2 separate regions of the Homo sapiens genome follow, and region 1 is linked to region 2. A link is an interaction called in ENCODE POLR2A ChIA-PET data of the cell type or tissue named here. Cell type or tissue: GM12878. All regions are shown on one strand. Each heading gives the region's core, and the rest is flanking DNA. Links, peaks and the distances in the headings are about the cores only.

Evidence for each region. Peaks named below come from ENCODE experiments on the same cell type or tissue, not always from the same donor. Only the 100,000 strongest peaks of a DNase experiment are listed, where the experiment ranks them.
Region 1: POLR2A ChIA-PET joins it to region 2 with 8 read pairs; 3 of 35 experiments call an interaction of 5 or more read pairs at or near these places.

The regions. Positions count from the first base shown.
Region 1 is chr22:50,012,769-50,018,133 of GRCh38, forward strand. No RefSeq gene overlaps it. Among named protein-coding and RNA genes, the nearest start is that of IL17REL, 2.7 kb to the left of the region's middle. RefSeq lists enhancers at 1-482, 4,533-4,592. In GM12878, for the core only: a CTCF peak has its summit at 2,424 (motif pointing right); a DNase peak (open chromatin) is centred at 4,363; H3K4me3 peaks cover 349 bases.
Region 2 is chr22:50,114,095-50,119,459 of GRCh38, forward strand. MOV10L1 (Mov10 like RNA helicase 1) reads left to right here. Exons shown (of 27, transcript NM_018995.3): 7 at 287-528; 8 at 1,020-1,152; 9 at 3,063-3,257. Among named protein-coding and RNA genes, the nearest start is that of MOV10L1, 27 kb to the left of the region's middle. In GM12878, for the core only: no CTCF peak of the experiment used is centred there; no DNase peak of the experiment used is centred there; H3K27me3 peaks cover 292 bases.

The DNA of each region.
Region 1 (5,365 bases), core at 64-5,063, 100 kb before region 2:
GTGGAGGCTGCTCTTCACAGCTGGAGCGAGCGAGACACTCCCCCTCCCGGCAAAACAGGGCTCGCTTCACAGACAGCAGCCCGGGAGACTTTCCACCGCCTGGGGCCAGAAGACTGTGGCCAGACACTTGTGGAGTTTCTAGGTTTCCAAAGGAAGCATCCAGAAACCTTGGGGCCTTTGGGGTCCGAGGACACCCTAATGGGGTTCCCCACAGGGCGGCCACTGGTGCAGAGATGGCTCCAGGCCGGCGGGATAGGCTGCCGCCGGCGTGCACCTCCCTCAGGCATGCATGAGGCCAGGAGGGTAGACAAGGGCCCTGGAAAGCTGGCTGGGCTGGCAGAGGGGTGGAATCTGTCCTGGGCACTCATACCCCAGAGCCCCTGGCTTCAGCCCCAGCCCCTAAGGGGAGCCCTCTCCTAAGACCTGAGATTCCACCCAAGTCCCTGGCCTCCACCTCCCCTCAAGATGCAAAAGGCCACCTCCCCTGTGTGGTCCTCCCTATGAGCCCCCCCCCACTCCGGAGGGCACCCCCCGAGGCTGGGAACTCTGGGGCCCAGCCTCTGCTCAGGGAGCCGTTCTGTGTCATCTTCTTATTTGGAGCATCAAATGCATAGGAAAGTTTCTGGGCAGAAGCTTACTGCTTCCCATTTGCCTCCAGCCAGGGCAGGGGGTTGGAGAGAACCAGGGTGCAGTTCTTGGGTCCTCCTGGCTCCTCCCTTCCTGGACAGGCACAGAGGCTTCTGCACCTGCCTCAGGTTCTGGGAGGGCACTGCCCCACGTGTGTGTGTGTGTGTGTGTGTGTGTGTGTGTGTGTGTGTGTGTGTGTGTCTGTGTGTGTGTGGGGGGGGGATGGCGGGAGTTAATAGCTGGGGAGCCTGGGAGTGTCTAGCTGGGGTGTTCTGCCTGGAATACCCACAGGACACCCCAAGTGTGGAGGGCGGCACCACCCCCAGGCTGGGAGAGGCTGTGGGCCTCACACTGTGGGCTCGGGTAGTCAGGAGGGAGCTTGAGAAACAAGCTCTGGGGTTCGGTCCCAGGGGAGGGAAGGCGGCAGGGGCTGCTGTGACCGTGAAGTCCTCCCTCCCTCCCACCACCCCGCACTGCCCACCTCCCTGCCTCCTGGGCCAGCACCTCGACCCTGCCCCCGCCTGGCCTAGAGCCCTCCATGGGCTGGAACTTATGCACTCACTGCTGGGCAGAGTAGATGGGGCTGAGCCCGCCCCCTGCAGCAGCGTGCCTGTGGCCACAATGCCCTGGAGAGAGTGGCTAGTGCCAGCCTCCATGCCACGGCATGGTCAGCAGCAGGCAGGCACATTTGGGGGTGGCTCAGGACGGGCCACTGTCATCCCCTATCCCAGGCTGGCTGAGCTGTAAGACAGATACTCCAGCTGGGCCTCGCCCCTCAGCCTGGCCTCCAGCCCTCCTTATACCAGGGGACGATGGGGGCTGCTGTACTGTGGCAGGGGTGTCCCAGACGATGTCCATGGGCACGGCCAGCAGGATCATTGGGAAAGGACAAATGTCCCTCCCCCATGGGCCCACTCACACCCAAACCTCTCTCCAGGCCTCTCTGGGACAGGCCCCCACCACGACACACCCGTTGCCTGAAGGCGCCATCCCAGCGTGCCGTGACGCAGGCAGGGGCTGCAGGTGGCCAGTAGTCGGTGATCTCGTGTAGGGACGGCCCACGGGGTGTGGCTGGTGCTGGTTCCAAGGCCCAGGGAAGGACAGTGGGGCCGGCCTCTGCCCTCTGCCCCAGGCCCCCGGCCACCCTCTCCAGCCTGAGGTCAGAGGGCTCCAGCCCTGTCTCTGAGGGCTGGGGGATTGGCCCTGCTCAGTATCCATGAAGAGCCAGGCCACGGGCTCCTGGGCGGGCCCCGGCCACCGAGATCACCCACCGCAGCTGGGCGAGGCCTGGGGTGGGGGTGGGGTCTTTCCAAGTCTGGGTCTCCAGGGCAGCACGGCCACACAGCCCAGTGACCATCGGTCGCCCAGAAGCCCAACGGTGAAGGGATCTGAGGGTCCAACCCCGGGGGCTCCCTCCGCGCCCGCGCTGGGCACCAGATGGGAGGAAACGGGGTGCGGAGACCCTGGGCGGCGCCGAGACTCGTCGGACGAACGCGGGAAGGAACGAACCAGCGTCCGCCCGGGACCCGGGCTGGAGCCTTCCCCAGAGCGGCTCGGAGGGTCCGGAGCGGGTGCGGGGGTGCTGGGCACGAGGTTCCCAAGAAAACCACGGCGAGGACGCGGGTTCACCACAACAGCGCTGTGTTCTCGGCCTCAGCTCCGCGCAGGTTTCCACGGAGACGCGCGTGGCTCCGGGTCGTCGTCCTGGTCCCCGCGCCGGTCCCGACTCACGGGGTCCGCGGGCTGCAGCTCCGCCCGCCGAGCCGCACGAAGGACGCGCCCTGCAGGACCGCGGCGCAGAACGAGCGGCAGCGCTTGCAGGGCCCGGCGGGTGGCAGCAGCCCGCGGCACACGAGGCAGGGCGGCGCTCGGGGGTCCCTCGGCAGCCCTGGGGAGGGAGGGGCGCTGAGACCGCGTGCGCCGGCCCCACATTCCCCGGCCGCGCCTCCCTCCACCCCGACAGCACTCGCCCGCCCCGGCGCGCCCCGGGACTCCCCACCCCCTACAGCGCCTTCCTCCACCTGCAGTCGCGTCCCCGGGCCCCGCCCACCCCGCCCCCCGCCACCGCTCCTCCAGCCCACTGACCTTCCCACACCCCCCGGGAACCCTGGACTGCGTCCACAGACCCTGAGCCCACAGATCCCTGAAACCTCGCCCCTGTCCTCTCCTACCCCAGCCCACCCCCGACCGCGCCCCAGGCCCCCTGACTGTGCCTAGCGCCCCTTGACCTCGACCCCAGGTCCCCGGACCGCACCCACCCGTCCCTCAATCCACACCCACCAACAGGCGACGCCCGCGCCCCTCAAGGCCACGCCCCCAGGCAGGCCCCCCAGGGTCACCCTTATCACCTGCAAGACCAGCCCCAGGTGGCTCCCAACTCGCTCCTGCATGGAGCCCACCTGCTTCCCCCAGCTTTCGGAAAACCAAGACCTCCACTCAAACGCAGGGGGGCGGGGGTAGGGTGTCGTCCCTCTGGGATGAAGGCTCTGCGGATGGGAGGTCCCCTTCCCCACCCCCCTCACCCTCCCTAACGCCCCTCCACCTGGCCCCCCACCCCAGAGGGGCAGTCCAGCTCTGCCTCTAGCTTGTCAGCCTCTCTCAGCCCTCCTCCAGGTGAGTCCTGCCTAGAAGGACCCAACCGGCCAGGAGATTTGGAGAAGAGCAGCCCCCACCCCAACTCGTCCTGCCCTGCTGTGCCTGGGCTCAGGTTCAGATGCCTGGTGCTGAGGACCCATCCCCACTGGGCCAGGACCAAGTGGGTGGTGGGTTCAGGACGGTGCCTGCAGGCGAGGGCCAGCAGCATGCTGGGCCAGCCACAGAGTCCCAGGATGGGTCAGCAGCTGGAGGGGTCAGGAGGGAGGTGGGAGTGTTAAGACTGGGGGTGCTCCAGGAGCCACCGAGTCCCCACAAGAGGCTGCACCCAGTGCAGGCCATCTGGACACACTGGCACCTTCGAAGTGGGCCTGGGCTGGGGCTCCTGGTGGAGCTAGAAGACCTGCTACCCACAACCTGTGGTCAGACCTCACCAGGGCCCATGGGCAGTTCTGATGCCAGGAGCTGCCGGAGGAAGCACACCCCAGGCCCACCATCCCACGTGGTGCCCGTGGTCTGGCAGGCGGCCACGTGGTGCCCGTGGTGTGGCAGGCGGCTGCAGACCGTGCCCTCTCCTGCATGGACTCAAAGGTGGCAGCCGTGATGGGTGAGAGCAGGTAGCTGCCGTCCACCGCAGGGCTGGCCACTCAGCAAGGCCACCCCCTGCATGGGAGCTGCTGCGTTTTGAGAACTTTCACGCAGTTCCTCGGAGCGTCACAGGATAGGCAAGGCTGGCAGGTGTGACCACCATGTGTCCCTTTCATCCGAGAGGCTGGGGCCTTGGCCTGGCTCTCACTGGCCTCCAACCGCTGTCCTTGCCCTGGGGCTGTCCCGGGTCCCTGGCCAGCCCTTCTCAGTGGGGTGAGCCTGTGCCAAGCCCCGTCCCCCATGTACTGGGGCTGGTGAGTCAAACTTCAGGTTGCCCAGGCCAGGAAGGACTAGGGGAAGGCCAGCCTGCACACTTGCTGCAGCTATAGCTGGTGGGGGAGGGACAGAAGGAGCCCCAGGGTGGGGTAGGGATGTGGGGTGAAGAGGGGACTCCCTGGTTTTCCTAGCCGCCAGGGCTGTAGGTTCCCAAGCAGCCACAGCCCAGCCCAGAAGTGCAGGCACCACCCTGCTGGGGCACCCACCGCCCACGGCAAACTCCGAGCCCCAGGCTGAGTCACTCTTCCTGGGGGGCTGGGTGGGGAGAGCCCCCAGTGCCTATGCAAAGCAGTCCTTGGCTTCCGGGAACCTCGGAAGGGCTGGGCCAGCTTGGCCCATAGGACAGGCCAGGGCCCACGTGGCACAAGCAGGGCATGAGCAGCAGGAAGAACGAGGTGGGAACAGCTCCCACTCCCCAGGGCTCTCATCCCAGCGGAGAGACGCACGGAGGCCGGGCACAGGACTGGGAGGTCAAATCTGCCAGGGTGGCCCAGCGCAGCAGGCCAGGTAGCACTGCGGGGCAGGGCCTTGTCCCCCAGGCACCCAGGGCCTGATGGGACCCACCGGGGTGCCCAGAAAGTGTGTGTCCAGTAAGTCGGGGCAGAGGCTGGGCCCACCCTAAGTGAAGGAGGAGGGGACGTGGTGTCTGCGGCTCTCCGTGTGTCTGTGCGTGATTAATGGAGCATGCATGAGCTAACCGAGCAGCTGGTGTGGGGCCTGGACCCTGCTGAGGGAGGGGAGGCCCAAGGCCTGGGCCCCAACCCTGTATGGAGGCCAGGGCTGGGGTGAGACTCATTGTGGGGTGTCAGCAGGCTCCGGGGAGCCACTAAAGCCCATGGGGTGCACTCAGTACCTGGGAGTCTGGGACCCAGACCAGCCCTTCCAGGGAAAACCACCAAATAAGGGCATAAGATAGGAAAAGCATCACAAAAACAAGCAAAAGCAGCAGGCAAGACGGTAAAGGAGGACCAGGTCCAGGCCAGGGAAGGTGAGTGAGCCCAAGGAGAGGGCGCTCTGAAAGGTGCCCGGCCCCGAAGCTCCTCCCTCTGAGACTTTGCCACCAGGGCCACCTGGAGCTCTGGGTCCCAAGGCCCTGGAGTGTGGGGACAGAAGACACCCCATGCCCCCAACAATATGCAGCCCCAAACAGCTGGGTGCAAGGGTGAATCAAAAACAGCAGGGTATGGTGCACACCTGTGGTCCCAGCTACTCAGGAGGCTGA
Region 2 (5,365 bases), core at 199-5,198:
TTTTTAGTAGAGACGGGGTTTCACCGTGTTAGCCAGGATGGTCTGGAGCTCCTGACCTTGTGATTTGCCGCCTCAGCCTCCCAAAGTGCTGGGACTACAGGCGTGAGACACCACGCCCGGCATGAAGATCTTTTCAAAATTTTTTACCCAAAAATGACCTTTTGACTTATATTCATAAGTGTATTTGCAGTCACCACTTCCTAGATTAGGTTTTGTGTTTTATGATAACTGAATATTTTGGTTTTAGAAATCCTGGCTGTGTTCATAGTTAATTGTATTTTTCCAGGAATAAAGGAGACATTCCTCAAAACTTAGTCAGCTGTAAACTGGCTGGCTGGGATAAATCTAAACAATTCAGATTCCAAATGCTGGATAAAGACCAGATGTGCCCCGTGGTATCTTTTGTTTCTGTTCCTGAGAAGGAGAATTCATCAGATGAAAATATTAATTCATTAAATAGCCACACAAAAAACAAAACCTCTCAGATGTCGGAGAGCAGTTTGGTGAACAACAGAGGAATCTCTCCAGGTAGTGGACGTTTCGGCTGTCACTGCGTGAGGTCGGGTGGGCTGGGGGCCGTGGGGTTGTGAGTTCTGGACAGAGGGCGGGCAGCAGGGGCCAGGACACCCGGCAGCTACAGTGCTTTGTGCTCTGAGCTCTTCGGCTTCAGGCCCTTCTCTTGCTGACGACGTTAGGGAGAGGGACAAAAAGCAGCTTGACAAATACCAAGAGGTGCTTCAGATGGCGGCCGGCTCCTGAGTACCTCGAAGCAGGGAAAGATTGCTGGGCGCGCCGGGGCAGGCCTTCTATCCCAGCACTTGGTAGTCACAGCCCTCTCCTACTTCCAGCTGCTCTCTCTCTTTATGTTTTTCCAGCCACCACCTGAGGCTTTGCCCCGTGTTTTTGTGTGCATCTGTCTTTGTGTGTGTGAGAGAGTATTCATTTCCACTAAGCATGCCAGCACTGTTAGAGATAATTTACCTTTTGGTCAACTTTTGTATTAAAATTTTATTTCCCAGGTGATTGTACCTGTAAAGGAGAAAATGGAGAAAAAGACAACATTCTATCAAGGAAGCAGATGACAGAGCCTGAGCCTGGGGGGCTTGTCCCTCCAGGGGGAAAAACCTTCATTGTGGTCATCTGTGACGGAAAGTAAGGGCCTGGAGGTCTGGGGAGAGCCGCGTTTTTAAGTTTCTCTGATACTTCTAGGTTGGGTGTTATAAAAGGTACTCCTTTGTGGCGGGTGGATCACCTGAGACCAGGAGTTCGAAACCAGCCTGGCCACCATGGCGAAACCCCGCCTCTACTAAAAATACAAAAATTACTTGGGCCCCTGTAGTCCTAGCTACTCAGGAGGCTGAGGCAGTAGAATCGCTTAAATCCAGGTGACGGAGGGTGCAGTGAGCCAAGATCGCACGACTGCACTCCAGCCTGAGACGGAGCAAGACTCTGTCTCAAAAAAACAAAAAGGTACACCTGACGTTTTTGATGTGACAGAATCCTAAGAAAAAGCATTGGTCTAGAAGCTGGGTACCAAGTGTGACCCACCTGGGGCAATGGATCCTGTAACTTCGCACGACTCATGAGGGTCCTCACCAGATGGCCTCTCACCCTCACAAAGAAAACAGGGTGTCTCTGAGGCTCTCTGAGGCCTGAGCTCCCTGTGCTTCTGCTGTTCTGAGACATCACGTTGGCTCCTCTTCACTGCCTTGCCCGTGTTCCGCATAGCCAAGCCCTGGGGCCTCGGTCATCTCCATCCCGTCACCTGGGCATTTGGCCAAGGCACGGACAGCACAGTGTGCTGAGGGAGGGGCAGGAAGGGCCCCTTCCTAGCTGGGATGCCAGACGCCAACCTTGAGCCCTTCGCTCTCCCTGGTGTGGTTGGTTACATCAGCTGACCAAACAGGCCCTGTCCTCCAGCTCCCTGTGTCCCTGCATCCCTGCCTAAGCTGCCCGACAGTGCGTGATAGCCTTCCAGCTGGGTGTCTAATTCTAAATTTTTTGAAAAACTTAAATCTGATTAAATCACAGCTCATCAACATCAAGCTGTGGGTGGCAAGTGCACAGTCAGCTGTGTGAGGTGCAGCCAGCTTCAATGCTTTTTTTTTTTTTTTGACATTATGACAACATAGAAACAGGTTTTTTCAAAAAAGCCATAGGTGCTAACACAGTGAAACCCTGTCTCTACTAAAAATAAAAAAAATTAGCTGGGCGTGGTGGCGGGCACCTGTAGTCCCAGCTACTCAGGAGGCTGAGGCAGGAGAATGGCGTGAACCTGGGAGGCGGAGCTTGCAGTGAGCCGAGATCACGCCACCGCACTCCAGGCTGGGTGACAGAGCGAGACTCCGTCTCAAAAAAAAAAAAAAAGCCATAGGGGGGCACAAAGTGTAGTGTGGATGATGTAGCCCCAGTTAGAGCCACAGCGAGGACTGGGCAGAAAGCACATTAGATATAGTACCTATTTTTGGTCATGTCATAAAATTCTGACTTAAAATTGGGAATATCAAAATTTTTTCCTACTCTTATATGTGTTAGGATTACAAAAAAGACTATTGTAGATGCTTACTTTTTTTTTTTTTTTTTTTTTTTGAGACAGGGTCTCACTCTGTTGCCCAGGCTGGAGTGCAGAGGCATGATCACAGCTCACTGCAGCCTCCACCTCCCTAGGCTCCCACCTCAGCCTCCCGAGTAGCTGGAACCACAGGCACACGCCTCCATGTCCGGCTAATTTGTGTATTTTTTGCAGAGACAGGTTCATCCTATATTGCCCAGGCTGGTCTCAAACTCCTGGGCTCAAGCGATCTGCCCGCCTCAGTCTTCCAAAGTGCTGGGATTACAGGCCTGAGCCACCGCACCGGGCCTGTAGGTGCTTAATTTTATCTTGAGAAAATATTAATTACATAGCTTATTTTAGAAGATCTCTTTTTTCTCTGTAAAAAGAATTATTGAAGACTAAAGATGAGTCTTAACTCTGTCACTTTTCTTGTATGTACAAAGGAAAATTGTGTTGACTGCCTATCTTATTTATGACTAAAACTAAATTTCATTTTGTTTTTTTCAAGAAATCCTGGCCGCTGCAAGGAGCTCCTTTTGCTCTGTTTTTCCGATTTCCTAATTGGGCGATACCTTGAAGTAAATGTTATCAGTGGGGAGGAGTCACTAATTGCTGCGCGCGAACCATTTTCTTGGAAAAAGCTTAAAAGTTCACAAGCGTTAACATCCGCAAAAACTACAGTTGTTGTGACCGCACAGAAAAGGTACCATAACTGAAATGAGTGTGGCTCTTGGTCTGGCAGTTTTATCTGTGAAGGAAAAGCGGACGTGCACTGGCAAGCGGTGGCTACCACCTGGCTGGGGAGGTATAAAGGGGATGAAGCTGGGGTTCAAGCCTCTTTCCATGATTGTATTTGGGGGATGGAGTGCATTTCCACGGAGCTCTGAAGGTCAAGTTCTGTCTCTGCAGCTGCCCAGCAGCAGCGTGAAGCCCAAGGAAGACGGCCTTCACTCCCCCAAGCCCCACTCTGCTCTGGCAGTTCCAAGGTGGCTCTCAGAGCAGGCTGGCCTCACCCAGCTCCTGCCACCTCTCCCGTCCTGACGAGGCCATGGTGTGTAGTGCACGGCATCCCCGTGTCATTCGCACTGGGGGCAACAGGATTGTGGGGTCACCTGAAGCCTGTTTGAAGATGTGGTACCACTTAAGAATGGAGTTAGGAGAAGCAGTGTGTGATCTGGGACTTGTGGCTGGGGAACATAGGGACCACCCAGATTTTAACTGGAGGGTAGTCTCAGGAAAGCACTTCACATCCACGTGTTCTCTTCTGTAGTTATAAAACGAAAAAGCCCTGAATAGCAGGCTTTTTAAAGTGTAATGACTTAGTCCCGTGTGATGTGACTTTTCCTCCATCGGCTATAATAACTGATGGGTTTGAGCTCTGCTACTACCCCAGACCTCCCTGAGGGTGAGGTGGGTCACTTTTCTAATACTGAAAGATTCTGAATTTCAAATCACGTGTTGCCCCAGTTACAGTTCAAGATGAGGGATTATGGACTTCTACTTAGTTGCAGACTAAAGGGAAAACCTGTTACCAGGGAAGAATATCATGTGGTTGTTTACCTTTTAAGGTTAGACCATTGTTTGAATCACAGCACCACCACCAAGAAGCTGTGTGACCTTGGGCAAGTTTCTTAACCACTCTGAGCCTTGTTCTCATTGGTAAAATGATAGTCCCTGCCTCGTGTGGTTTGAAGATTGAATGAGGTCAGACATGTAAAATGTGCAGTTTTCTGGCACAAAGCAATCACTCAGTAAGCGAATAAGCAGTCATGATCCCTGGGCATATTATTATTGAGAAAAAGGGGCTCACTGCCTGATGCACTAGGGGCCATTGCTACGACAGTGGGTTTCTGAGAAAAGAAAAGCTTTGTATTGAAAACCAACCCCCAAGGAGACAGGAGTCAAGCTCAAATGTGTCTCTCTGTGCTGGCTTTAAGGCAGTAATTTTGTCAGAAAACGTTTAGTGGGTAGAATCTGGGATTAATAGGTGGTTGGTGGAAGGAAAAGGGAGGTCTGGAAAGGCCTTGGGTGTGCATAGTTACCCCTTCATGCTACCTCATGGGTCACATGTGCCAGTTCGGAGGGAGTTCGCATGAAACACGGTGGGAATCCAGGCTGTGACGTCAGTAAGCTCTGCACAAACTCCAGTTGTCCATCTTGGTTCCAGCTGATCTCAGCCAGTCCTTTGATGTCATAAGCAGGGGGAGACTCAGCGCTGGAGTTGTTTCTTATCACCCATCCTGCAGGCTCAAGAATTTCTGTTAGTCATCGGTTTCTTTAACTCTTTGGGGCACAGTTTCAACATCAAGGGGCTGTAGGGATGTAACCCAGAAAAGGAGCAGGAAAGTCCCTCGGCTGCCAGGCAGAGCAGAGTCCCCGAGGATCGAGTTTTAATGACAGGAGCCTTGGAGGATCCCTGGTTCTCATCTAGTGACACACCAAGCAGCTTTCTAGTTATCATTTGGCTTAACAGAAAGAGTGAAATACACAGAGCAACAGCCACAAGGATTTTAACCCCCTGGTCAGTTACTTCCCCGTGAATATTAACATATTGTGTGGGAGCGTATCTAAAACAAGGACATCAGTTTCCTGCCACTCAGGTTAGTGACCCAGAGTGCCTGACCCGGGTTGGCTCGAGCACACCTGGAGCACCAGGTGTCTGGACCTGCCCACGCGGGCATTGGCGGGTGCCTGCTTCCAGAGCTGTCCATCCGTGGCCGCCTGTCACAGGTCCTGCACTTCCTGCTAGGACCCCCAGTGCCAGGCAACTTTGGCTCTTAGCTAGAGCAGAGTGTTCACTTAGCAGATCTG